Linked DNA regions of Homo sapiens: region 2 is linked to region 1. A link is a loop called in an ENCODE intact Hi-C map of the cell type or tissue named here. Cell type or tissue: K562. All regions are shown on one strand. Each heading gives the region's core, and the rest is flanking DNA. Links, peaks and the distances in the headings are about the cores only.

Evidence for each region. Peaks named below come from ENCODE experiments on the same cell type or tissue, not always from the same donor. Only the 100,000 strongest peaks of a DNase experiment are listed, where the experiment ranks them.
Region 2: it touches region 1 in a loop (2.6-fold over the local background); 2 of 110 quality-filtered maps call a loop at or near these places.

The regions. Positions count from the first base shown.
Region 1 is chr7:148,569,288-148,581,919 of GRCh38, forward strand. LOC124901766 (a long non-coding RNA gene) reads right to left here and starts at 2,926. Exons shown (of 3, transcript XR_007060577.1): 1 at 2,837-2,926. It also overlaps the pseudogene RPL32P17. RefSeq lists enhancers at 2,324-3,523, 6,350-6,644. In K562, for the core only: a CTCF peak has its summit at 6,497 (motif pointing right); a DNase peak (open chromatin) is centred at 6,474; H3K27me3 peaks cover 772 bases.
Region 2 is chr7:149,069,075-149,081,706 of GRCh38, forward strand. ZNF786 (zinc finger protein 786) reads right to left here. Exons shown (of 4, transcript NM_152411.4): 2 at 11,517-11,643; 3 at 5,312-5,464; 4 at 567-3,399. The coding sequence ends at 1,349. Among named protein-coding and RNA genes, the nearest start is that of ZNF786, 15 kb to the right of the region's middle. RefSeq lists an enhancer at 2,255-3,247. In K562, for the core only: a CTCF peak has its summit at 2,919 (motif pointing right); no DNase peak of the experiment used is centred there; H3K4me3 peaks cover 1,349 bases.

The DNA.
Region 1 (12,632 bases), core at 4,553-9,552:
ATTAAAGAAGAAAAATGTCAATAAATAAATACAGAAAAACAGCTTTGATCAAAATCAAAATTAATCTCTCTTCTTTTTTTTTTTTTTCTTTTTTAGACAGTCTCACTCTGTTATACAGGCTAGAGTGCAGTGGCACAATCTCGGCTCACTGCAACCTTCACCTCCCAGGCTCAAGCGATCCTCCCACCTCAGCCTCTCAAATAGCTGGGATTACAGGTGTAGGCCACCACACCTGGCTAATTTTTGTATTTTTAGTAGTCATGGGGTTTCACCATGTTAGCCAGGCTGGTCTCCAACTCCTGGCCTCAAGTGATCTCCCTGCCTTGGCCTCCCAAAATGTTGGAATTACAGGCTGCTGTGCTGGACCAAAATTAATCTCTATGCTTAAAATCCATAGCAAATTGGGAATAGAGTAAACATTAATGTGATAAGGACATCTACAAAAAAATGTACAGTAAATATCATGCTTACAGTTGAAACACTTATAGGCTTTGGGATCAGCATATAACAAGGCTGCTTGTTATCAACTCTTCTAATCAACTCTCTACTGGACATTCTAGCTAACATGATAAAGAAAGAAAAAGAAATTGAAAAGAAAGGGAAAACTTTCAGAAGATTTACACTAAAACTATGTACTTAAGTCCAAATTTACCCACTGATTAGTTATTAAACTTAATAGCAGAATTTATCTCTTTGGCTTGACACAAAATCAACATATCAAAATGAATTGTAGTCCAACTTATAAGTAGCAAATAATCAGAAAATTAAATTTTAGAGACATCACTTATAATAACATCAAAAACTATGACATTTCCAGATATGAAGATGTGTAAGACCTCTACAGAGAAAATTAAGTTTGTTTTGGGAGACATTGAAAAAGATTTTTTAAAATGCAGAGATACACTGTGTTCAAGAATTGTTAAGACTTAGTATTCCAGTTTAATCACTAAATTGATTGATAGATTTTATGTAATTCTAAACGAAGTCACAGCAGCTTTTTGCTTTTGAAAAAACTGACAAACTGATCCTAAAATGTATGTGTAAATGCAAACGTCCAAGAATAGCCAATTCATTCCTTAAGATGTAGGAAAGAAACATGGAAAGATTTGCTTTTATCGTCTTTCCAAACATATTACAAAGCTTTAAGAATTAAGCCAGTATAGCATTGTCTCAGAGACAAACACACTAATAAAACAGATCAGAAGGCAGAAACAGACCCCCATACTTATAGAGACTTGATAATGTAACTGCCCAATGGGTTCACCTCGCCCACTGCCTAGACAGAGCCAACTTATCAAGACAGGGGAATTGCAATAGAGGAAGTGTAATTCACTCAGAGCCAGCTGTGTGGGAGACCGGAGTTTTGTTATTACTCAAATCAGTCTCCCTGAGAATTCAGGGAGCAGAGTTTTTAAGGACAACTTGGTGGGTGGGAGGAAGCCAGAAGCCAGTGAGCCAGGAGTGCTAATTGGTTAGGTAGGAGATGAAATCATGGGAAGTTGAAGCTGTCCTCTTGCACTGAGTCAGTTCCTGGGTGGGGCCCACAAAATCAGATGGGCCAATTTATCAATCTGGGTGGTGCCAGCTGACCCATCAAGTGTAGAGTCTGCAAAATATCTCAAGCACTGATCTTAGGAGCAGTTTAGGGAGGGTCAGAATCTTGTAGTCTCCAGCAGCATGACTCCTAAACCATAAGTTCTAATCTTGTGGCTAATTTGTTAGTCCTACAAAGGCAGTCTAGTTCCCAGGCAAGAAGGAGGTTTGTTTTGGGAAAGGGCTGTTATCATCTTTGTTTTAAACTATAAACTAAGTTTCTCCCAAAGTTAGTTCAGCCTATGCCCAGGAAGGAATGAGGACAGCCTAAAGGTTAGAACCAAGATGGAGCTGGTCATGTTAGATCTCTTTCGCTGTGTCAGTCATAATTTTATAAAGGTGTTTTCAATCAGGGACAGAGGCGGAACGGCAGACAGGAAAAAAAGAAGGATTTTTCAATAGATAATCCTGGGGCAACTGGACCCCTATATAAAGATAGATTGCATACCAAAATCAATTCAAAAGGAAATAAAGACCTAAAGATGAAGAGAAAAACTATAAAACTTCTAAAATATAACATAGAAGAATGTCTTTATTACTGCTAAGTGAAGTTAAACTAAAAGATAAAAACAAACACAAAATCAAAACAGCTGGGAAGATGTCTTCATTGCTTGTACGTGTGTACACCAGCTAGTTAAGTCACTGTATGGAGGGCATGACCAGTTTAACTACCATCCCCGGCATTGCAAAACACCAGAAAAATATTTCTGGGGCCAGGTGCGGTGGCTCATTCCTGTAATCCTAGCACCTTAGGAGGCCGAGGAGGGTGGATTGCTTGAGGCCAGGGTTTCGAGACCAGCCTGGCCAACACGGTGAAACCTCGTCTCTACAAAAAATACAAAAATTAGCCAGGCGTGGTAGGGTACGCCTGTAGCCCCAGCTACTCTGGAGGCTGAGGCAGGAGAATCACTTGAACCCAGGAGGCAGAGGTTGCAGTGAGCTGAGATCACGCCACTGCACTCCAGCCTGGGTGACAGAGCGAGACTGTCTCAAAAAAAATCTGAAAGTGAATTAATCACATATTCATATGAGTTCTGATACAGGAGTTAAAAAGAAATTACTTAGGCAGATAGTGAGGATACGGGATTCCTTGCTAAGGTTTTCCTTTTAATAAAAAGCAGCCCCCCAAATCATTTACTTTTCTAACAAAGAGCACCCTGTAAAATCGAGCTGCAAACATAGGCAAGCAAGCTGGAAGCTTGCACAGGTGAATGCCAGCAGTTGTGCCAATGGAAAAGGCTACCTGGGACTAGGCATGTTCAAAACGGCAGCTCCATCGTCTCTTTGTGCCAGCCACGTGTACAGTATGGCGCAGACAAGATGGCGCTGGCTGAGTGGAAAGTCCATCTGCAAAGTAAGATGAGGGTGGGGCAACCAGCCTTCCCTGCCACAATGTAAATGTCACACCTGGTTGAACCAATCTGGGGGCCCTATGTAAATCAGACACTGCCTCCTCAAGCCTGCCTATAAAATCTGCTGCGTCCACCACAGACCAGCTTTTCCCTTTCAGATGCGGAGAGAGACAGAGAGAGCGAGAGAAAGAATGAACTTCCTTAAAGTAGGACCTATATTTATTCAATTAGGACATATTCCGTTAATATATGCTCATAGAAATATTTTTGAACTGAAAGAGAAAAATCTGTTTCTGAAATATTTCTAATCTAACAATATTTATAATTACATTGTGATTACATAAATTAGAATTTAGGATTGCCTATACTTGCTTACCTGGTCTATTTTTCCAATATTTCTGAATAACTACATAACAAAATTTAACAGATACGACATGCGTGGTTCTCTGTGGAAAAAAAAACTATAAATTTGCTTCAAAATTCATGTACTGAGGAACAAACTTGAATGTTTACTTTTTTTAGGTTTTTAAAATACAGACTAACATAACTGCCAAATAATTTAGACAGAGTTATATTTATACTTCCACATTTCTCCCCTATAATTCATTCTCCTTTGCTTCCCCAGAGAAAGGGGGACGTGTAAGAATATTTATATTCAGCCCTCACTTTGTTGTAAAATCAAAGACCTAAGTAAATAGAGAGGAATTCTGCTTTAAGCTGTGAGAGATCTGTTATCATAATCAGAAGGTAAAAGTAATTTACCAAAGATAAGCATTCAAGCCCTAAATTTTTATCAAGAACAGAAATGTTTCTTAAAGCATGAAGTGTTTTACTAAGTTTTATACAGTTAGGAAAATGCCAATAAAATTTTCACTACCTGTTTTCGTAATAAAATGAATACTGCTGTATTTCATTTTCTGAATTCTGCCTTCATTTTCTTCAGTAAAACTGAAAATTGCACTTAGGAACAGACACACCTGAAAATATATTCAACTGTATTTATCTCACCTTTCAAGGTGAAATTCCAGATTTTAAAATTGTAGTTATCTCAGATGATTACCAGAATGCGATGTAATGATATCTTGCATTTATGATTATTGATGCACCTTTTTATAGATTCATTTTAATGTTGAACTACTTATTTTATATGCATTGATGAGCATAACTGTAATTAGTTGCCTAGTTTGGTAAATGAGTACCTGGGATAATTTATGAGTGCTTCTAATTTTTTTTTCTTTATGTCTTCTAAAAAAAAATGGGATACATGTGCAGAAGGTGCAGGTTTGTTACATAGGCATACGTGTGCCATGGTGGTTTGCTGCACCTATTGACCTGTCCTCTAAGTTCCTTCCCATCACCCCCCACCCCCAACAGGCCCTAGTGTAAGTTGTTCCCCTCTCTGTGCCCATATGTTCTCAATGTTCAACTCCCACTTATGAGTGAGAACATGAGGTGTTTGGTTTTCTGTTCCTGTGTTAGTTTGCTGAGGTTGATGGCTTCCAGCTTCATCCATGTACCTGCAAAGGACATGATCTCATTCCTTTTCATGGCTGCATAGTATTCCATGGTGTATATGTGCCATATGGTTCCATGTCTTTGCTATTGTAAATAGTGCTGCAAGAAACATATGTGTGCATGTGTCTTTATAGTAGAATGATTTATATTCCTTTGGGTATATACCCAGTAATGGGATTGCTGGGTCAAATGGTATTTCTGGTTCTACATCCTTGAGGAACCACCATACTGTCTTCCACAATGGTTGAACTAATTTACATTCCCACCAACAGTGTAAAAGAGTTCCTATTTCTCCACATCCTCTCCAGCATCTGTTGTTTCCTGACTTTTTAATAATCGCCATTCTGACTGGCATGAGATGGTATCTCATTGTGGTTTTGATTTGCATTTCTCTGATGATCAGTGATGTTGAGCTTTTTTTCATATGTTTGTTGACTGCAGAAATGTCTTCTTTTGAGAAGTGTCTGTTCATATTCTTTGCCCACTTTTTGATGGGGTTGTTCGTTTTTTCTTGTAAATATGTTTAAGCTCCTAGTAAATTCTGGATATTAGACCTTTGTCAGATGGGTAGATTGCAAACATTTTCTCCCATTCTGTAGGTTGCCTATTCACTCTAATGATAGTTTCTTTGGCTGTGCAGAAGCTCTTTAGTTTAATTAGATCCCATTTGTCAATTTTGGTTTGAGTGCTTCTAATTTTTAGTTCAGGCTTGACATTTTGATATTGACTTGAGTACTTTATATACCTTGCTGGATATTTTTGATAATTCACACTTACAATGAAGAATATAACTACAGAAACTTATAAGCATAAAGTTAAGCCTGGAATTTATTCATTCAATATTTATTTTTTTGAAATATAATGAGCTTCTGCTGTTTAAAAAGGACTCTCCAACCTGAAAAGCAATTTCTAAAGATATTTATTTTCTTCAAGTCAACTGTATTAGCTATGAATTAGAAACCTAATTTATTTTAAAACTTGAAGCTCTATTTTTAAATCTGGCTATTTTATTTATAAACCTAACTAATTTTTTATGAAAAAGAACAGCCACTTCTTTTTGTCCCTTTATTAATATTTCGATGAACTCTTACCTGACCAAATCATCTTTAAATGTTTAACATGACTTAGAAAATTAAATTCCCTTAGACACTTAAACTCTGATTACAAAATTAACACATCTGGTTCTCTCACTTCAAACACCTAAGAAAATGTCTTAGCTTAAGTTATCTACCCCCGTTGTGTAGCAGTAAGCCTGCCTTCTCATGACAACCTGTCACCTGTCAGCATACTGGCTCCCTCATTGCCTGCTGTCCACTGCCAGGAGGAGACCAAATGACCTGGCCAGTTGGCATCGACAGCTTTAGGTATGGTGGAAACCATATTGTATTCCCTATTGAAAGTGTCCAGACAAGAATTCATGTAAAAGTGGGCTGGGCGCGGTGGCTCACACCTATAATCCCAGCACTTCGGGAGGCCAAGGCAGGCAGATCACTTGAAGTCAGGAGTTTGAGACGAGCCTGGCCAATATGGTGAAACCCCATCTCTATTAAAAATACAAAAATTAGCCAGGCCTGGTGTAATCCCAGCTACTCGGGATACTGAGGCAGGAGAATCACTTGAAGCTGGAAGGTGGAGATTGGAGAATCACTTGAACCTGGAAGGCAGAGATTGCAGTGAGCTGAGATCACACCACTGCACTCCAGCCTGGGCAACACAGCCGGACTCCATCTCAAAATAATAATAATAATGGTAATAATTCATGTAAAAGTAATTTATTAGGAAAAAATGGTAAAGGAATGGAGAATTAGGGATAGGAAGGCGAGGAGGCCAAGTAAGGGTAACAATGTCAAAGTCGCATATAGAGTACCTTCAACTCAATCCCAGAGAGAGCTCTGGAGACAACATAGGTCACACTTGAGAACTGTCCTAATTAGCAGCAAAAGAGCAGAGAATTTATACCCCAGTAGCCATCAACTATTGGCCAAGGGCGGCCCCAAGGGAATATACGTTCTCAGGCATTTCCAGCTCTGGCCGCTGGAGGGCAGCCCTCCAACAAAGAGATGTGGCTCCTGACTGTTGGGAGAGAAAACCCTCAGGAACTAGTGTGCCCAAAAATGGTTCAAGGTCACAGGGGACATGGGTAGAGTACTGCCCACCCATTGTACCAGCCAGATCCATTTGTGCCTGTCAAGGTAATCCTCTGCGACAGGGGCTAGTCACAATTTCTAGAAGAAAAAGCTTTGAAGAGAAAGATGAGTGGAACAAGTTTCTACTGGTTGGTCCTCAGACTGTAACTGATTTTCACCTTTCTCCTCTACTCTCCATTCTAAATTTCCCTCATTCTAGGCCAGTATTTGTCTGATGGGTCATCTCTGAGGAGCCTGCACCCCTAGTTGTCACCCCCTGGTCACACTGTAGTTGCTGTAATTGTCTATTCACTGTTATAAGTGCAGAACAGTCTAAGAGGTGGCATGTGGGTTGTATTTTTGTTTTGTTTTCTGAGATGCAGTTTCACTCTTGTCACCCAGACTGGAGTGCAATGGCGCGATCTTGGCTCACTGCAACCTCCACCTCCCGAGTTCAAGAGATTCTTCTGCCTCAGCCTCCTGAGCAGCTGGGACTACAGGCACCCACCACCATACACGGCTAATTTTTGTATTTTTAGTAAAGACAGAGTTTCACCATGTTGGGCAGGCTAGTTTCAAACTCCTGACCTCAGGTGATCCACCCACCTCAGCCTCCCAAAGTTCTGGGATTACAGGCGTGAGCCATGGCGCCCAGCCGAGGTGCCCTAGTGGGTTCTAAACATGCACCTCTCTGCCCCCATCATGTAGCAGTAAGCCTGTCTCTTCATGACAACCTGTCACCTATCAGCGCACTGACTTCCTCATTGCCTGCTGTCCACTGCCAGGAGGAGACCAAATGACCCCACCAGTTGGCACCTACAGCTTTAGGTACTATGGAAACTGTATTGTATTCCCTATTGAAAGTGTCCTCCCTGCAAACCCTCAACAACCCAGCAGACATAAAGTTACAAGTATAGGAAGCCTGCATTTCCCAAGTGGGTCCCTGAAGGTGATAGTGAGAAGGGCCACTCCTACTTCTAGGCGTTGGTTCCCAGATGTCCATGTGCTACCCCTCAGGGGCAGAGCACATGTGATGATGGTTGGTTCCAAGGTATGTACTGTTCCCTAAAGGACAGTAAGCCAACCCCAGAGGTGTCCTCTCAAGCTGGGGGCTCAGATGTGCTTTTACCAGCCTGGGCAATACAGCAAGACCTTGTCTCTATTTTATTTATCTATTTTTTTTTTTTTTGAGATGGAGTTTTGCTCTTGTCACCCAGTCTGGAGTGCAGTGGCATGACCTCAGCTCACTGCAACCTCCACCTCCCAGGTTCAAGCAATTCTCCTGCCTCAGCCTCCCGAGTAGCTGGGGTAACAGGTGCCCGTCACCATGCCTGGCTTATTTTTGTATTTTTAGTAGAGATGGGGTTTCACCATGTTGGCCAGCCTGGTCTCGAACTCCTGACCTCAGGCAATCCACCTGCCTCAGCCTCCCAAAGTGCTGGGATTACAGGAGTGAGCCACCGTACCTGGCCTCTACTTTAAAAAAAAAATAAAAATTCACCAGGTGCAGTGGCATGTGTCTGTAGTACGAGCTTCTCAGGAGGCTGAGGCGAGAAGATCACCTGAACCCAGGAGTTTGCAATTGCAGTGAGCTATGGCCTCACTGCACTCAGGCCTGGACGACAGAGGGAGACCCTGTCTCCAAAAAAAAAAAAAAAAGATACGCTTTTGTTAGCACAATTCTCTAACCAACTGAGCTAACCAGCCCCTCTAAGATATGCTTTTAAAAGGACACTCCAATATTCTTCCAGGTCAGGAGCTGGACCTGGCTCAAGGATGGTTTAGCTAAAAATGGACGGCTACTGTGCTAGAACCCAACTTGAAAGTGACCTTGAGAAGGGGCGGTGAGGGGAAAGCCTTCCAGTGTGCAGAACTTTCGCTCGGTATGGAGGGAAATGTGCCCCAAGGACAGGATACGAATATACATGGACTTGGCTGGGGGGTGAGGAGCATGGGAGGACGAAGACTGGCTGATGGGGGAAAAGCAGTCTGAGAAAGACTTGTGACATGAGAGGGGCGTAGCCAGTGGATCCCTTGGTGATGTGTCCACTGTTGCACCTACTTAGCTATGAAGTGAGCCCCATCATGCAAGGCAGCGTTTTGCAAGATCTCCTGTCAATAAATTGGGCATTTTGTGTGCCCTTAGATAGTAGTGGCAAAAAATTTAAACCCGTATCTGGAAGCTATACCAATTCTGGTCACAAAGAAATCACTGCCACATATTTCTAGGGTGGAAAGTCTCTAACATAATCGACTTGCTGCCAAGTGCCTAAGTGGTCTCAAGAGATTGTACCATGTTGGCTAGGCGCGGTGGCTCACGCCTGTAATCCCAACACTTTAGGAGGCTGAGGCGGGCAGATCACATGAGGTCAGGAATCTGACACCAGCCTGGCTGATATGGTGAAACCCCGTTTCTACTAAAAATACAAAAATGAGCCGGGTGTGGTGGCAGTTACCTGTAATCCCAGCTACTTGGGAGGCTGAGGCAGAATTGCTTGAACCAAGAAGGCGGAGGTTGCAGTGAGCTGAGATCATGCCACTGCACTCCAGCCTGGGAAACAAAGGGAGACTCCATCTCGAAAAAAAAAAAAAAAAAAAAAGAAAGAGGTTGTACCATGTCATGGAGCCCAGTATTAGTGTCTGCTACTGACAGGCAGAGCAGGAGTCAAATTAGCCTTAGTGATCCAATGCTGTCAGGCACATTCACAACCTCTACCTCTCCCACCAAAGTTATTCCCCTGGTGGGCCCATGGTGTGAACACTGGGCTGGCTGAGGACGGCGGCTGGCTGACATCAAGGTGAGTCGTGCTGACCATCTGCTTATCCAGTGCCTCCTCTAAAGTGGATGTTCCTGGCTGGGCCTCGATGAAGATACCAAAAGTCTCACACACTGGGTGACTCCCCTAGGTCCACCCGCAGGCCTCTTTCCCAAACTCCTTTGCAGATCACTTCTTCCAGGGTCCTGACAAACCAGGCAAGCCTTAGCCACTGCTCAGGAGGCCAAGCGCATCCTTACCTGGGGCACTTTTCTCCACGTGAAGGAGAAGCTCTGTGGAGAGAGTTTGCGCTCACCATAAACTTCAGGGCCACTTCTGAGTCAGGCAGTCCTGCAGTAGAAGTCCAACCTTCCACAAACCAGGCCCAGATTGTTTCCTCCATCAGTTGGTCATAGGGAGCACCCCACAGGGCCATGGACAGAAGCTTGGGAGAAGAATGGATGCAAGGGCACTGAATGACATGGGGTCTGGACCGCCTCTTTGTGTAACTTACTTTTGCCCCAGACATGCTTAGGCTCCATCCTGGATGCAGCACTTTTACGTTATCCTAGATCGCTCTTTGCTCATGTCACTTTATGGCAGCACCATAGCAGCCAACGCGTGATAGGCACTCTGGTCATATGTTGGTTGATATCCATAGTCAAAATATATTTCGTGCCTGTATTAGTTCGTTTTCACGCTGCTGATAAAGACAGACCTGAGACTGGGTACTTTATAAAGGAAAGAGATTTAATGGACTCACAGTTCCACATAGCTGGGGAGGCCTCACAATCATGGCGGAAGATGATGGAAGAGCGAAGGGACGTCTTCAATGAGGCAGGCAAGAGATTTTGTGCAGGGAAACTCCCCTTTATGAAACCATCAGATCTCATGAGGCTTATTCACCATCACAAGAACAGCCTGGGAAAAACCCACCCCCGTGATTCAATTACCTCCCACCAGGTTCTTCCCATGACATATGGGGATGGATGATCACAATTCAAGGTGAGATTTGGGTGGGGACACAGAGCCAAACAATACCAGTGCCCAACAGCATAAGAAGAGCTTTTTCCAATGATGTATAGTTTTCCTCCCCAGGTGGCATGGCCTTGTTCAGAATTTTGGAGTCTATATTGACATGCTTTTAATGGGGTTTGCTAGAGATGGTATCTTTATCAAGCATGGATTCCTCTAGCACCGTGGGATCTGCTGAGCCATATGGCCCCAGTAGCAGGGCCATTTGTTCCACAGCTTGGACCTGCTGCTAAGCCCCCTCTTGCTCTGGGACCCACTCAGAAGTAACTACCCTCCATATGCAGGTACTTGCTGGGTGTCAGAGAGAAAATTGCTGCCACTAGTAAGCCTGAAATTGGAAAAAGGATCCAAGAGCAATGACAGCATCTGCCACAGAAGGCAAAAATTCTGCACTCTTTTAAGTGATTTTTATAAGTCATAATAGTAAATTTAGTAAATCAAGTTTTCTTAAATGTTGCAATGATTGTCTAAATACGAGAGAATACTCAAAGAATTCAAGATTACAGATTATTACCACACCCATATAAACACACCTAAACTGAATGCAGTGACTCACACCTGTACTCCCAGCACTTTGGGAGAGTGAGGTAGAAGGATCACTTGAGGCCAGGAGTTCAAGACCAACCTGGGCAACCTAGTGAGACCCCCCAACTTCTACAAAAATAAAAATTAAAAAATTAGCCAGTCTCTCTTCCTCGGTGCCGCCTACGGAGGTGACAACCATCTACTTGACATGATGGCTGACCTCAGACCCCTCATGAAGCCCAAGATTGTCAAAAAGAGGACCAAGAAGTTCATCTGGCACCAGTCAGATCGATGTGTCAAAATTAAGTGTAACTGGTGGAAACCCAGCAGTATTGGCAACAGGGTTTGGAGAACATTCAAGGGCCAGATATTGATGCCCAACACTGGTTATGGGAACAAAAAAACAAAGCACATGCCGCCCAGTGGCTTCTGGAAGTTCCTGGTCCACAATGTCAAGGAGCTGGAAGTGCCACTGACGTGCAGCAAATCTCCCTGTGCGGAGATCGCTCACAGTGTTTCCTCCAAGAACCACAAAGCCATATGGAAAGGGCAGCCCAGCTGCCCTCAGAGTCACCAACCCCAATGCCAGGCTGCGCAGCAAAGAAAATGAATACACAGCTCATGTGCATATTTTATTTATGCTTAAATAAAACCATTAAAACTGCCAAAAATTTAGCCAAGTATGGTGACACGTGCCTGTAGCCCTAGCTACCCGGGAGGCTGAGGCGTGAAGATTGCTGGAGCCCAGGAGTTTGAAGGCTGCAGTGAGCTATGATTGTGCCACTGCACTCCAGCATGAGTGATACAGTGAGATCCCATCTCTAAAAATAAATTAAAATAAGATAAAATCATAACAAATAAACACACCTTAAAATGTGAATTATTTCTTCATCATCTGTATTAGGATTCTCTTAAAAGGACAGAACTAATAGGATATAATAGGAGATATACATATATATTATATATATATAGGAGTTTATTAAGTATTAACTTACATGATCACAAGGTCCCACAATAGGCTGTCTGCAAGCTGAGGAGCAACGAGAGACAGTCTGAGTCCCAAAACTGAAGAACTTGGAGTCTGATGTTCGAGGGCAGGAAGCATCAGCACGGGAGAAAGACGTGGGCTGAGAAGCTAGGCCAGTCTCTCCTTTTCACGTTTTTCTGCCTGCTTTATATTCTCTGGAAACTGATTAGATTATGCCACCAGATTAAGGGCTGCCTTTCCCAGCCCCCTGACTCCAATGTTAACCTCCTCTGGCAACACCCACACAGACACACCCAGGATCAATACTTTGTATCCCTCAATCCAATCAAGTTGACACTCAGTTTTAAACATCACATCATCTCTCTACTTTTTAAAAAATATCTTCCTGGGGAAATGATTTTAAGGAGGTTAATTGATTGAAAATTCAGAATCAAAGAATTTCCAGACCACTGGGGGCACCGCTCCTCAGGATGTTTAACAAAATGCTCCCCAGAAACTATTGAGATGAAACCCACTGAATGGCCATCATTGATTTGACAGGTCAATGGAGTTTTTCTAGCTCTATTTCCATCAACAAGGTTTTAAGCAATCCCGTAAGTTTCAATTTCTTGAAACTCAATTCCTTTCCCCTAAATGACCTATGTGTTAAAATAAATGTGGACATTTTAAAGTCCCTGGGTTTCACTTCATCTTGTGGATAAAACCTTATTGTGTAACCTCCTGAAATGCAGTCTGGTGTATA
Region 2 (12,632 bases), core at 1-5,000, 500 kb after region 1:
GGCGTAGCCAAGACTACAGGTGCATGCCACCATGCCCGGCTAATTTTTGTACTTTTTGGTAGAGATGGTGTTTCACCATGTTGGCCAGTCTGGTCTTGAACTCCTGACCTCAAGTGATCCTCCTGCCTTGACCTCCCAAAGTAATGGGATTATAGGTATGAGCCACCACGCCAGGCTATATTCTATAAATTCTAAAGAGAATGAAAAGGACTTGCCAAGCTTCCTTTGGGAGATACTAAATTTGTTTTTTTTTTTTTTTTGAGACGGAGTCTCGCTCTGTCACCCAGGCTGGAGTGCAGTGGCTTGATCTTGGCTCACTGCAAGCTCCGCCTCCTGGGCTCACACCATTCTCCTGCCTCAGCCTCCTGGGACTACAGGTGCCTGCCACCACACCCGGCTAATTTTTTTTTTTTTTTTGTATTTTTAGTAGAGACAGGGTTTCACTGTGTTTGCCAGGATGGTCTCGATCTCCTGACCTTGTGATCCACCCGCCTCAGCCTCCCAAAGTGCTGGGATTACAGGCGTGAGCCACCACCCCTGGCCCAAATTTTTTTTTTTTTTTTTTTGAGACAGTGTCATACTATGTCATCCATACTGGAGTGCAGTGGCACCATCATTGCTCACTGCAGCCTTGACCTCCCTGGGCTCAGGCGATCCTCCCACCTCAGCTTCAGGAGTAGCTGGGACTACTGGTGTGTACCACCATGCCTGGCTAATTTTTGTATTTTTAGTAGAGACAGGGTTTTGCCATGTTGCCCAAGCTGGTCTCAAACTCCTTGGCTCGTGATCCTCCTGCCACGGCCTCCCAAGTGCTGGGATTACAGGCATGAACCACTGTGCCTGGCCTAAATTTACTTTTATAACAATTACTTTTTAAAATGTCAGAACTTCCTTATAATTACACACATATATTTTTATACAAATGCACAAAGGTAATCACATCTTATCTGGATTTCTGTGTGCACCTTTTCTTAAAAATGTTAACAATCACATATAACCTCGTAGAAATTGTTTTCGTTTGCAGATGCCTCCTTTTTCATAAAATTATGTCCTTGTTTTATAATGCTGTCTTTTCCAATATAGCTGGGATCACGCCACTGCACTCCAGCCTGGGTGACAGAGCAAAACTCCATCTTGGAAAAAAAAAAAAAAAAGAAAGAAATATAATTGGTGATGCTTCTGAAGAGAAAATCCTTTGTGGTTCTTCATATTCCTAACTTGCATGACACTCTTGCTCAAAGAAGGATACCTGCTCCTAAAACCCGTCTACCAGCGGGTCTGGCTACTGTTGCTGTGGATTCCTGGGCAATACCAATCCTGCTCAACGCTTTGGATGTCCCACTCTGCCTCAACTCCAATCGGCCTCTATCATTGCAAACAGTTGGCTGAGCCTTTTCTTAATGTCCAGTTCATTTGGAGCAGGACAGGATTTTGTGTGTACTCTGATGTGCTCCGCAAGCTTAGACTTGTAAATGAAGCCCTTCCCACAATCGCCACAGGCAAAGGGCCTCTCGGGCCTGTGGATGCGCTGGTGCCTCAGCATGTGTCCCCTTTCCCGGAAGTTCTTGTCACACTCAGGGCAGTGAAAAGGCCTCTCCCCTGTGTGCAGGCCCTGATGGCTGAGCAGCTGCGCCTTCAGGCGGAAACTCTTGTCACACTTGGGACACTGAAAAGGCTTCTCTCCCGTGTGCGTTCTGATGTGCTCGATGAGCTTTGAGTGTTTCACAAAGCCCTTGCCGCACTCACAGGAGAAAGGCATCTCCCCGCTGTGCAGCAGCTGGTGGGCCTTCATGTCGGCCTTCACGCGATAGCGCTTGTCGCACTCCGGACACTGGAAGGGCCTCTCTCCCGTGTGCAGGCGCTGATGGCTGAGCAGCTGCCCCTTCAGGCGGAAGCTCCTGTTGCACTCTGGGCACTGGAAGGGTCTCTCCCCGCTGTGCACGCGCAAGTGCTCCGTGAGCTTGGATTGTCTGGTGAAGCCCTTGCCACACTCCCCGCACGAGAACGGCCTCTCCTTGCTGTGCGTGTGCTGGTGGGCCTTCAGGATGCCCTTCAGGCGGAAGCGCTTGTCGCACTTCAGGCACTGGAAGGGCCTCTCCCCGCTGTGCACTCTCAGGTGCTCACGGAGCTTGCACTGGTGGGTGAAGCCTCTGCCACACTCGCTACAGGAGAACGGCCTCTCCCCACCGTGCCGGAGCCGGTGGGCTCTCAGCATGCTCTCCAGGCGGAAGCTCAGCCCACACTCTGGGCACTGAAAGGGCTTCTCGTCCGTGTGCAGCCGCTGGTGCCGCAGCAGCTGTCCCCTCTGACGGAAGTTCCTGCCACACTTGGCACACCGGAAAGGCTTCTCTCCGCTGTGGACTCGAATGTGCTCCGTGAGTTTACACTGCTTGGCGAAGCCCTTGCCACACTTCCTGCAGGAGAACGGTCTCTCCCCACCGTGCGCGTGCTGGTGGACCTGCAGCAGGCGGCGCAGGCGGAAGCGCTTGGTGCAATGCGCACACTGGAAGGGCTTTTCTCCAGTATGCGCCCTGCAGGGGCTGGCGAGCCTGGCGCTCATAGGGGAGCGCTCGCCACACTCCGAGCAGGAGCAGGGCCCCTCTGCGCCATGCTGCAGCGCCTCCGTGTCCCCTTCCTGGTGGCTGTTCCCCTCCTGGGGCAGGCGCGAGCCTGGTTTCTGTCCCGAGTGCACACTGCTGGAGGCCCCGCGGCCTTCTCTCCAAGAGGCCGGCCCCTCCCGGCTGTGCTGGCACCGGCGAGCCTGCGTGCTGTCCACTGGGAGGGAGCGCTTGCCGCATGGGGTGCACTGGGCAGGCTTCTCCCCCTGCTGCGGGAGGCGGTGGCTGGGATGGGTCAGCTCGTGTCGGAAGCACATTTCACCGTCAGCGTTCCGGAAGGGGCCCCTCCCCGTGTGGGCCGCCAGATGGCGCAGCAGACACAGCTTCCGGCGGAAGCTCTTACCGCACACGCCACACCGGAAGTGCCTCTGTACCCGAGGGCTGCTCCACGGCATCTGCGTCTCCGCCCTCTTGTTGAATTTCTCCCAGGCCCTACGTGTCCGGTCCTTTGAGTGGCCTCTCTGGTGCATTACTAAATGGTTGTTCTCCCAACAGCTTTCCCCGCAGACAGGCCAAGGGTGCTGGGTGCTCTCCCAGGCGGGGACGTCCCACAAACCAGGAAGATCCAGATTTCTGGGACCTGGGATTCCTTCTTTTAGGGTAGATTCACTGGGGCCGCAGGCTAGTGGTGGAGGAGCCCTGGCGTCGTGTCTCTGTGGGCTCCCGAGGGTGATGCCTTGGTCAGGCCTGAAGGAAACAAAGGATCCAAAGGAACACTGGCTTTCAGGATCTAATTGGAAATGGCTTTTAGTTTTTCCTGAATTCATAGCCTGCTGGCTTCCTGCAATTGAAAACAAAAATTCAGTCGGTATTCCTGTCTGCAGCACTACTAGCGATTCTCACAGTCAAGTGACCCACAAGAGTGCCTTGTGGTGGCCTGGGAACCCAGCTTCCACTGAGCTACCCAACCATGCAGTGTGATCTGTCTCATGGCCGTGAGTTTGGTGAGTCTGCTGAAACTAAACTGAACAGACATATCTTTGGATAATATTGAAAAAAGGAAAATATAGGTCGCAAATATAGAGTGTAAGCTCTGGAATCAGTCTGCCTAGTTTTGAATCCTATCTGTCCACTGTGTAACCTTTGTCAAGCTAATCTCTTTTGACTTCAGCTCCTTCTGTAAAAACATGGAAACAAAAGTACATAAGATTACTGTGAGAATTAAATGAGCTAATGTGCATGAGGTGCTTAGCATGGTGCCTGGCATAGTGCATGTACTCTGTTTAAGTGTTGGCTGTTCTCATGACTTCAGGAAAGCCAGTGTATCGCATTCTGATGTACAGACACACCTGGAGTCCCGAGCTGGAGCCCTGACCAATACCACAGTTATACGTGATCCTTGAGCCATCCTGTCTCTAAGACCTGGCAGCAAGGCTTGGGCCTATTCCTCCCTCCCTGCCCCCATTTCTGCCAATGTTTCAAGAAGGTTTCTTGGAATAATTAATAGATGGTAGAAAGTTAAGTAATTTGTGGGGGAAAAACCTTCACTTTCGAAAGAAGCACCTAAAAACAAAAACTATTTGACAAGATTTCTTGAAATGATGCTCCTGTTTGACTTTTTCATTCTGTACTTTAAGAATCCAAAAATCTCAGACTCTCTCCTCATGACAAGAAATGAAAGAGAGGAGCTCAGGTTGAAGTATTCAAGTAGACAACAGTCTCTAGTTAGGAAGGAAGCCACGTTAGTCATGAAGATCTGGATAACCATGGGCCAGGCATGGTGGCTCACACCTATAATCCCAACACTTTGGGAGGCTGAGGTGGGAGGACTGCTTGAGGCCAGGACTGCTGGAAGCCAGGAGTTCAAGACTGCAGTGAGCTATGATCATGCTACTGTGCTCCAGCCTGGGTGACAGAGCAAGATCCTGTGTCTTAAAAACCAAACAAACTGGATAACCAGTTTCTACTGAGTTCTTACTATATAAACTGTCTCTCAATATATATACACATATATATGTATACATATATACACATATATTTATGTATACATTTATATACATATGTATATACACGTGTGTGTGTATATGTGTGCGTGTGTGTGTGTGTGTGTGTGTGTATATATATATATATATATATATATATATATATGTATATATATATAGTTTTTTTTTTGAGACTGAGACTTGCTCCATCGCCCAGGCTGGAGTGCAGTTGCATAATCTCAGCTCATTCACTGCAAGCTCTGCCTCCCAGGTTCAAGCAATTCTTCTCCCTCAGCCTCCTGAGTAGCTGGGATTACAGGCACCTGCCACCATGCCCGGCTAATTTTTTTGTATTTTTAGTAGAGTAAGGGTTTCACCATGTTGGCCAGGCTGGTCTGGAACTTCTGACCTCAAGTGATCTGCCCGCCTCGGCCACCCAAAGTGCTGGGATTACAGGCCTGAGCCACCATGCCTGGCCTAACACTATATATATTAACCAATTCAATCCTGTTAACATGGGTACTTTCATTTTATAGATCAGGCATTGAAATACCAAAAGGTTCAATAACTTGCCCAAGGTCACCAAGAAAAAGCAAGATCCAGACACAGACTCTAGAACCCACATTCCTAACCATTATGCTTTACTGCCTTTATCTAGAAGATAAGAGTCTTCAAACCTCAGCTTGCCCAAACAGGATGACAAGATCAGAGAAGAGAAACAAATCTGAACATGATGTCTCAAGGTCGGGGCCCTGATTTCTTAATACTCACCCCAAAACAGCTGTTCCTCAAAACCTGGATCAAAATGCATATCAACAGAGGAGCAAATTATGTTTCCTGATTTCTGTGATTCTCTCCATTTCCTGAAGGGCTCTCCCCCGTGTTCAATCCAGGATATTAGTTCTGGTTTTGGAAGTCCATCATCTGCACAGAGAAGTCAGACAGGGTAGTTTGGCTTCCTGAATTTAAAGCACACTAAGTTTCTAAATTTCTCAACATTCACTCCTGGGACAAAGTATGAGAACAACATGTCAAAAAAAAAAAAACAGGTTTACACAAAGATGAAAAAACCGCCTACACATCCTAACAATGCCTCCTAGTCTGTCTGGGCATGTTAGATCAGGTATGTTGTTTTAATTTTGTCATGTTCCCCACACATTTAGCAATGCTGTATTTTGTCCAAAAACAAAATGGCTAATGCTATATATATATATATATTTTTAAAATTAATTATTTATTTTTTGAGATGGGTTCTCACTCCAGTTGCCAAGGCTGGAGTGCAGTGGTGCAATCATGGCTCACTGTAGCCTCGGCTTCCTGGGCTCAGGTAATTCTTCAACCTCAGCCTGGGACTACAGGCACGCACCACCAGGCCAAGCTAATTTTCGCATTTTTAGTGGAGACGGGTTTCACCGTGTTGCCCAGGCTGGTTTCAAATTCCTGTGCTCAAGCAGTCTGCCTGCCTTGGCCTCCCAAAGTGCTGGGATTACAGGCATAAACCACTGCGCCCAGCCTTCAATATTCTTAATAGTGATTTATTAACAGCCAGATCATAGGGTCCAATTTTAAAGCAAGTTGGTTATGGCAAAAATGCGGTCAAAAAGGAGTTTTTAAAATAATGCTTTAAGTTATTATTACTATTGTTTTAGATAGGGTCTCACTCTGTCTCTCAGGCTGGAATGCAGTGGCATGATCACAGCTTACTGCAGCCTCAACCTCCTGGGCTCCAGTGATCTGCCCACCTCAGCCTCCTGAGTAGCTGGGACTACAGGCAAGAGCTACCACACTGGCTAATTTTTTTTATTAGTTTCTGAAATGGGGTCTCACTATGTTGCCCAGGCTAACCTCAAACTCCTGGACTCAAGTAGTCTTACCCCACCCTGGAGTCTCAAAGTGCTGCGATTACAGGCATGAGCCACCGCACCTGGCCAGTGGTTTAACTTATTAGAAATATTTCTGGCACATGGAGAAGGAGAAAAATATACAAAAACCTGGATGCCATCTAACTTTGTCAAATCCTACTGTGCTGACACACTTCAGGTTTTTTTTTTTTTTTTTTTTTTTTTTTTGATAGAGTCTCACTGTGTCTCCCAGGCTGAAGTGCAGTGGTGCAATCATAGCTCATTGCAGCCTCAACCTCCTGGGCTCAAGTAATCCTCCCACCTCAGCCTCCTGACAGCTGGGACTACAGGCGGGAGCCACCATGCTCAGCTAATTTTTAAATTTTTTGTAGAGAGAGGGTCTCCCTAGTTTGTCCAGGCTGGTCTCAAACTTCTCAGCCCAAGATATCCTCCTACCTCAGCCTCCGAAAGTGCTGGGATTATAGGGATGAGCCACCATGCCCAGTCTACTTCAGGTTTTTTGAAGATATGAGACATTACACAGTTTAAGCCCCTGTATATCCCTCTCCAGACATAAGCACTACCCTGAATCTGGTGTACATTATTCCTATGCATGTTCTTATTTTAAAATATATATGTATAAATAAAATGTTGCTGGGTTTTTGTTTTGTTTTTTTTGACAAAGTTTCACTCTTGTTGCCCAGGCTGGAGTACAATGGCGCGATCTCAGCTCACCGCAGCCTCCGCCTCCCAGGTTTAAGCGATTCTCCTGCCTCAGTCTCCCGAGTAGCTGGGATTACAGGCATGCGCCACCATACCTGGCTAATTTTTGTATTTTTAGTAGAGACAGGGTTTCTCCATGTTGGTCAGGCTGGTCTCGATCTCCCGACCTCAGGTGATCCGGCTGCCTCGGCCTCCCAAAGTGCTGGGATTACAGGCATGAGCCACCGTGCCCGGCCTATATTGCTGGTTTTAAACTTTACACAGACCAGGCCGGGCGCAGTGGCTCACGCCTGTAATCCCAGCACTTTGGGAGGCCGAGGCGGGAGGATGACGAGGTCAGGAGTTCGAGACCAGCCTGGCCAATATGGTGAAAGCTCATCTAATACAAAAGTTAGCTGGGTGTGGTGGTGTGTGCCTATAGTCCCAGCTACTCGGGAGGCTAAGGCAGGAGACTTGCTTGAACCTGGGAGGTGGAGGTTGTGGTGAGCCGAGATCGCGCCACTGCACTCCAGCCTGGGCAAGAGAGAGAGACTCCATCTTGAAAAAAAAAAAAAAAAAAACTACATAGACCATACCACATTGTACTGCAACTTGCTCTTCTCTCCTCAAATTATATTTTGAAAATTTCTCCATTTTGGAACACTTGGCTTCATTTGTTTGATAGTCTTGATTATATGAATATATCACAGTCTGTCTTTTTCTTCTGCTCCCTGGCATGCCTCTATGAATACACACATAAGCATTGACAGTTCTTGAAGTGAATTGCTGTATCACAGGATAAGCATGTCTTCAACTTTACTGTATGTTACCAAATTGCTCTCCAAAGTGGCTATGCTGATTGACAATAGAGTAGGAATGTTCACTTTGCTTCACATCTTGACAACACACGATGCTATCAGATGTTTTACTATCTCTAACATAGTACCACATAATAAGTCTTGCTATCTGATAAGACAATCAGTCACGTTCCATCTTGTTCCATAAGACTGTCTTCATTATTCTTGTCTTGGTTCTCCCATGTTCTTTAGGATCAGCTTATCAAATTCCGCAGAAAGCTCTATTGGGATTCTGACTGGACTTGCTTTGAATCTATAGATTCATTTGGGGAGAGAATTGACAGAAGGCAGAAAGATCCATGTAACTGACTATTAGATTAAGAAGATGGGTGGCCAGGCGTGGTGACTCACGCCTGTAATCCCAGCACTTTGGGAGGCCAAGGCGGGTGGATCATGAGGTCAGCAGATCGAGACCATCCTGGCAAACACGGTGAAACCCCGTCTCTACTAAAAATACAAAACAATTAGCCAGGCGTGGTGGCGGGCGCCTGTAGTCCCAGCTACTCGGGAGGCTGAGGCAGGAGAATGGTGTGAACCCGGGAGGCGGAGCTTGCAGTGAGCTGAGATTGCGCCACAGCACTCCAGCCTGGGCGACAGAGGGAGACTCCTTCTCAAAAATAAATAAATAAATAAATAAAAGAAGATGGGTGTTCTCCTAGCCGGCCACAGTGGCTCACGACTGTAATCCCAGAACTTGGGGAGGCCAAGGCAGGTGGATCACTTGACCTCAAGAATTCGAGACCAGCCTGGGCAACATGATGACGATGATGGATAATCACAAGGATATGATGAAAGCATGAGAAACAGTTGTGGCCCAACAGCGAAACAAATTAAAATGTAGCATAATTTTGTCTTTTTTTTTTTTTTTGAGATGAAGTCTCACTGTTGCCCAGGTTGGAGTGCAATGGCGTGATCTCGGCTCACTGTAGCCTCCGCCTCCTGGGTTCAAGTGATTCTCCTCCCTCAGCCTCCCAAGTAGCTGGGATTACAGGCATGCACAACCACACCCAGCTAATTTTTGTATTTTTAGTAGAGATGGGGTTTCACCATGTCGGCCAGGCTGGTGTCAAACTTCTGACCTCAAGTGATCCACCCACCTCAGCCTCCAAAAGTGCTGGGATTACAGGCGTGAGCCACCACACCTGGCCAAAATGTAGCATAATTTTGAACAACTGATAAGAATGAAAAAAAGAGAATCCATTTGATCTTGATGCTTGGAACATTCTTATTAGGCTGGCACAGGGTTAATGGCATAGAATTATATTTTTGCCTCTATAGATTCATTTACTGTAACTGATTCTTCAGTAACAATGAAAATAATGTAATGTTTTCAGTTATATGTTTTAGAAACAATCCATACATACAGCCTGCAAAAGTTAACTATGGTAGGCCAGGCACGGTGGCTCATGCCTGTAATCCCAGCACTTTGGGAGACCAAGGTGGGTGAATCACCTGAGGTCGGGAGTTTGAGACCAGCCTGACCAACATGGAGAAACCCCGTCTCTACTAAAAATATAAAATTAGCAGGGCGTGGTGGCGCATGCCTGTAATCTCAGCTACTCAGGAGGCTGAGGCAGGAGAATTGCTTGAACCCAGGAGGCGGAGGCTGCGGTGAGCCGACATGGTGCCATTGCACTCCAGCCTGGGCAACAAGAGTGAAACTCCGTCTCAAAAAAAAAAAAGTTAACTATGGTAACAGAACAGAATATAAATATTAGAAACTTTGCAATATAAAGGAAGTGGTATGGCTGTTGTCAACTGGCAGAAGAGATGAAGAGAAATACTAGAGAACTAATTATCTTTATATACTGAATGAGTCAGATGAAAATGATGGAATACAATCTAGAATCTTAAACATATTATTTTAAATTATAAAGCTGACCAACAGAGGCACAAAAACTATCAAAAACTGGGGAGAAGATGATAGAAGAGGGATTGTATAAGTGAACTAATGCCTAATTTTTCATAGTAATTAATTCTGTCTAAACTCGATAAATCAAGTTATTGGAAGCGTATTTAGATTGGAGGAAGCCACTTTAAAAACTAAAACAAAAATGGTTAAAAGTGGTTGCCCTCACGTGGTTAACTGAATGTGGAGATAAGAATGAAACGGGCTGGGCGTGGTGGCTCACGCCTGTAATCCCAGCACTTCGGGAGGCTGAGGAGGGCGGATCACGAGGTCAGGAAATCGAGACCATCCTGGCTAACACGGTGAAACCCTGTCTCTACTAAAAATACAAAAAAATTAGCCGGGTGCAGTGGTGGGCGCCTGTAGTCCCAGCTACTCGGGAGGCTGAGGCAGGAGAATGACGTGAACCCGTAAGGCGGAGCTTGCAGTGAGCTGAGATCCCGCCGCTGCACTCCAGCCTGGGCGACGGAGCCAGACTCCGTCTCAAAAAAAAAAAGAATGAAACAGGAGACTTCGATCTTTCACTTGATGCTTCTCTGAACAGACTGATTTTTTAAAAATGATATTTGATAAATGAAATATAAAAACCAAATAAGCAAAAAGGACATCCAATACCATACCCAGGCAGAGACAGCTACTCTTTTTTTTTTTTTTTTTTTCCTTTTTGGAACGGAGTCTCACTCTGTTGCCAGGCTGGAGTGCAGTGGCGTGATCTCAGCTCACTGCAACCCCCGCCTCCCAGGTTCAAGTGATTCTCCTGCCTCAGTCTCCTGAGTAGCTGGGACTACAGGCGCCCGCTACCACGCCCAGCTAATTTTTGTATTTTTAGTAGAGACGGGGTTTCACCATGTTGGCCAGGATGTTCTTGATCTCTTGACCTCGTGATCCACCTGCCTCGGCCTCCCAAAGTCCTGGGATTACAGGCGTGAGCCACCGCGCCCAGCAGACAGCTACTCTTAAAACACTTCAGGCCAGGCGTAGTGGCTCACGCCTGTAATCCAGCACTTTGGGAGGCCGAGGTGGGTGGATCACGAGGTCAGGAGATTAAGACCATCCTGTCCAACATGGTGAAACCCTGTCTCTACTAAAAATACAAAAATTAGCCGGGCATGGCAGCACGCACCTGTAGTCCCAGTTACTCGGTAGGCTGAGGCAGGAGAACTGCTTGAACCCGGAAGGCAGAGGTTACAGTCAGCCAAGACTCCAGCCTGGGCGACAGAGTGAGACTATGTCTCAAAAAAACAAACACTTCATTGTACACCCTTCCAAAATAGCTTTTCTGAAGTATTTAGACCCCACTGTAAAAGCTGTGAGGTGGGGACATCCTAGGTTAAAGATATACAGAGCACTTCATGAATGTGCGCTAGGTGTGCTCCTATGTGGACAATCATGGCATCCTGATAGTCATGACTAAAGGCCCCTCATAAATAATATTTAGTCACCCGGACCACCTTACATTGTTCAAATATTCTCATGTAACAATGTCTACCCTTGAGTAAAGATTAACAATGTTGACAAAAGTATTAACAATAGATTGCAGGGTAAAAATACCCTTCTGAGTTAATTTCTGAGAAATCTTGCTACCTGAGAAACAGGAGCATCAAGTGACTGTGACCCCTTACAGGATCCAGTTCCATGACCTACCCACAAAGGTGAACAGGTCTTACCTAGAGAGACGAGAGTCTCATAATTGCTTCTCATCACATGCTTGTAAAGTTCCTTCTGCCATGCCTCTAGATCCTGCCATTCTTGCTCGGAGAAATAAATAGCAACATCCTCAAAAGTCAGAGGTAGCTGAAATTGTAGACATAAGACATATGCATTCATGGTTGCTTCAAAATGACTCCAGCTCCTTCTCCTTGTTAATTTAAAAGACTTCTGCAGTGGACAAATGTTTTTGGTTGTTCAGCAGCTTCTTCCTGGAGAACTACTCCTTCCTCTACTCCAATTACATCGTTCTGCTGTTAACCACTACATCCCCCGCTCCACGTTTCATTATGCTTGTTCAAAGTATATATACACATGTAGAGTATGGAATTTTTTTCTTTACAAAATGGGAACAAGTCACTTTGTAACTTCATTCACTTAATATGTCACAGACTTCTTTCCAGGTCAATAATATATATTGAGGCAAATTCATTTTTTTGGTAAAGTCGCACTATATTCCATGAGTAGAAGATATACCCCACTGATGGGACATATAGTTTGTTTCCCTTATAAATTACAGTATTCAGCCAGGCGCAGTGGGTCATGCCTGTAATCCCAGCACTTTGGGAGGCTGAGGCGGGCAGATCACGAGGTCAGGAGTTCGAGATCAGCCTGACCAACGTGGTGAAACCCCACCTCTACTAAAAATACAAAAATTAGCCGGGTGTGGTGGCGTGCACCTGTAATTCCAGCTACTGGAAAGGCTGAGGCAGGAGAATTGCTTGAACCTAGGAGGCAGAGGTTGCAGTGAGCGGAGATCGCGCCACCGCACTACAGCCTGGGCGACAGAGCAAGACTCGGTCTCAAAAAAAAAAAAAAAAAAAAAAAAAAAAGTGTTCTCATGCGCTTTCTAGGTATTAGTGCTTTTACTTCTTCAGGATAAAGTATAAAAGGGGAAATACTAAATCAAAGAGAAAACACATCTTCAGTTTTAATAGATAACATCAGATTGCCTTCCAAAAAGAATGCAGCACATTTACCCTTGCTATTAACATGAGACTTCTTGTTTCTTTACACCTTTGCCAGCACAAGATGTTCTCAAACCTTATTTTTTGCCAATGTGGGGCGGCAAGTTG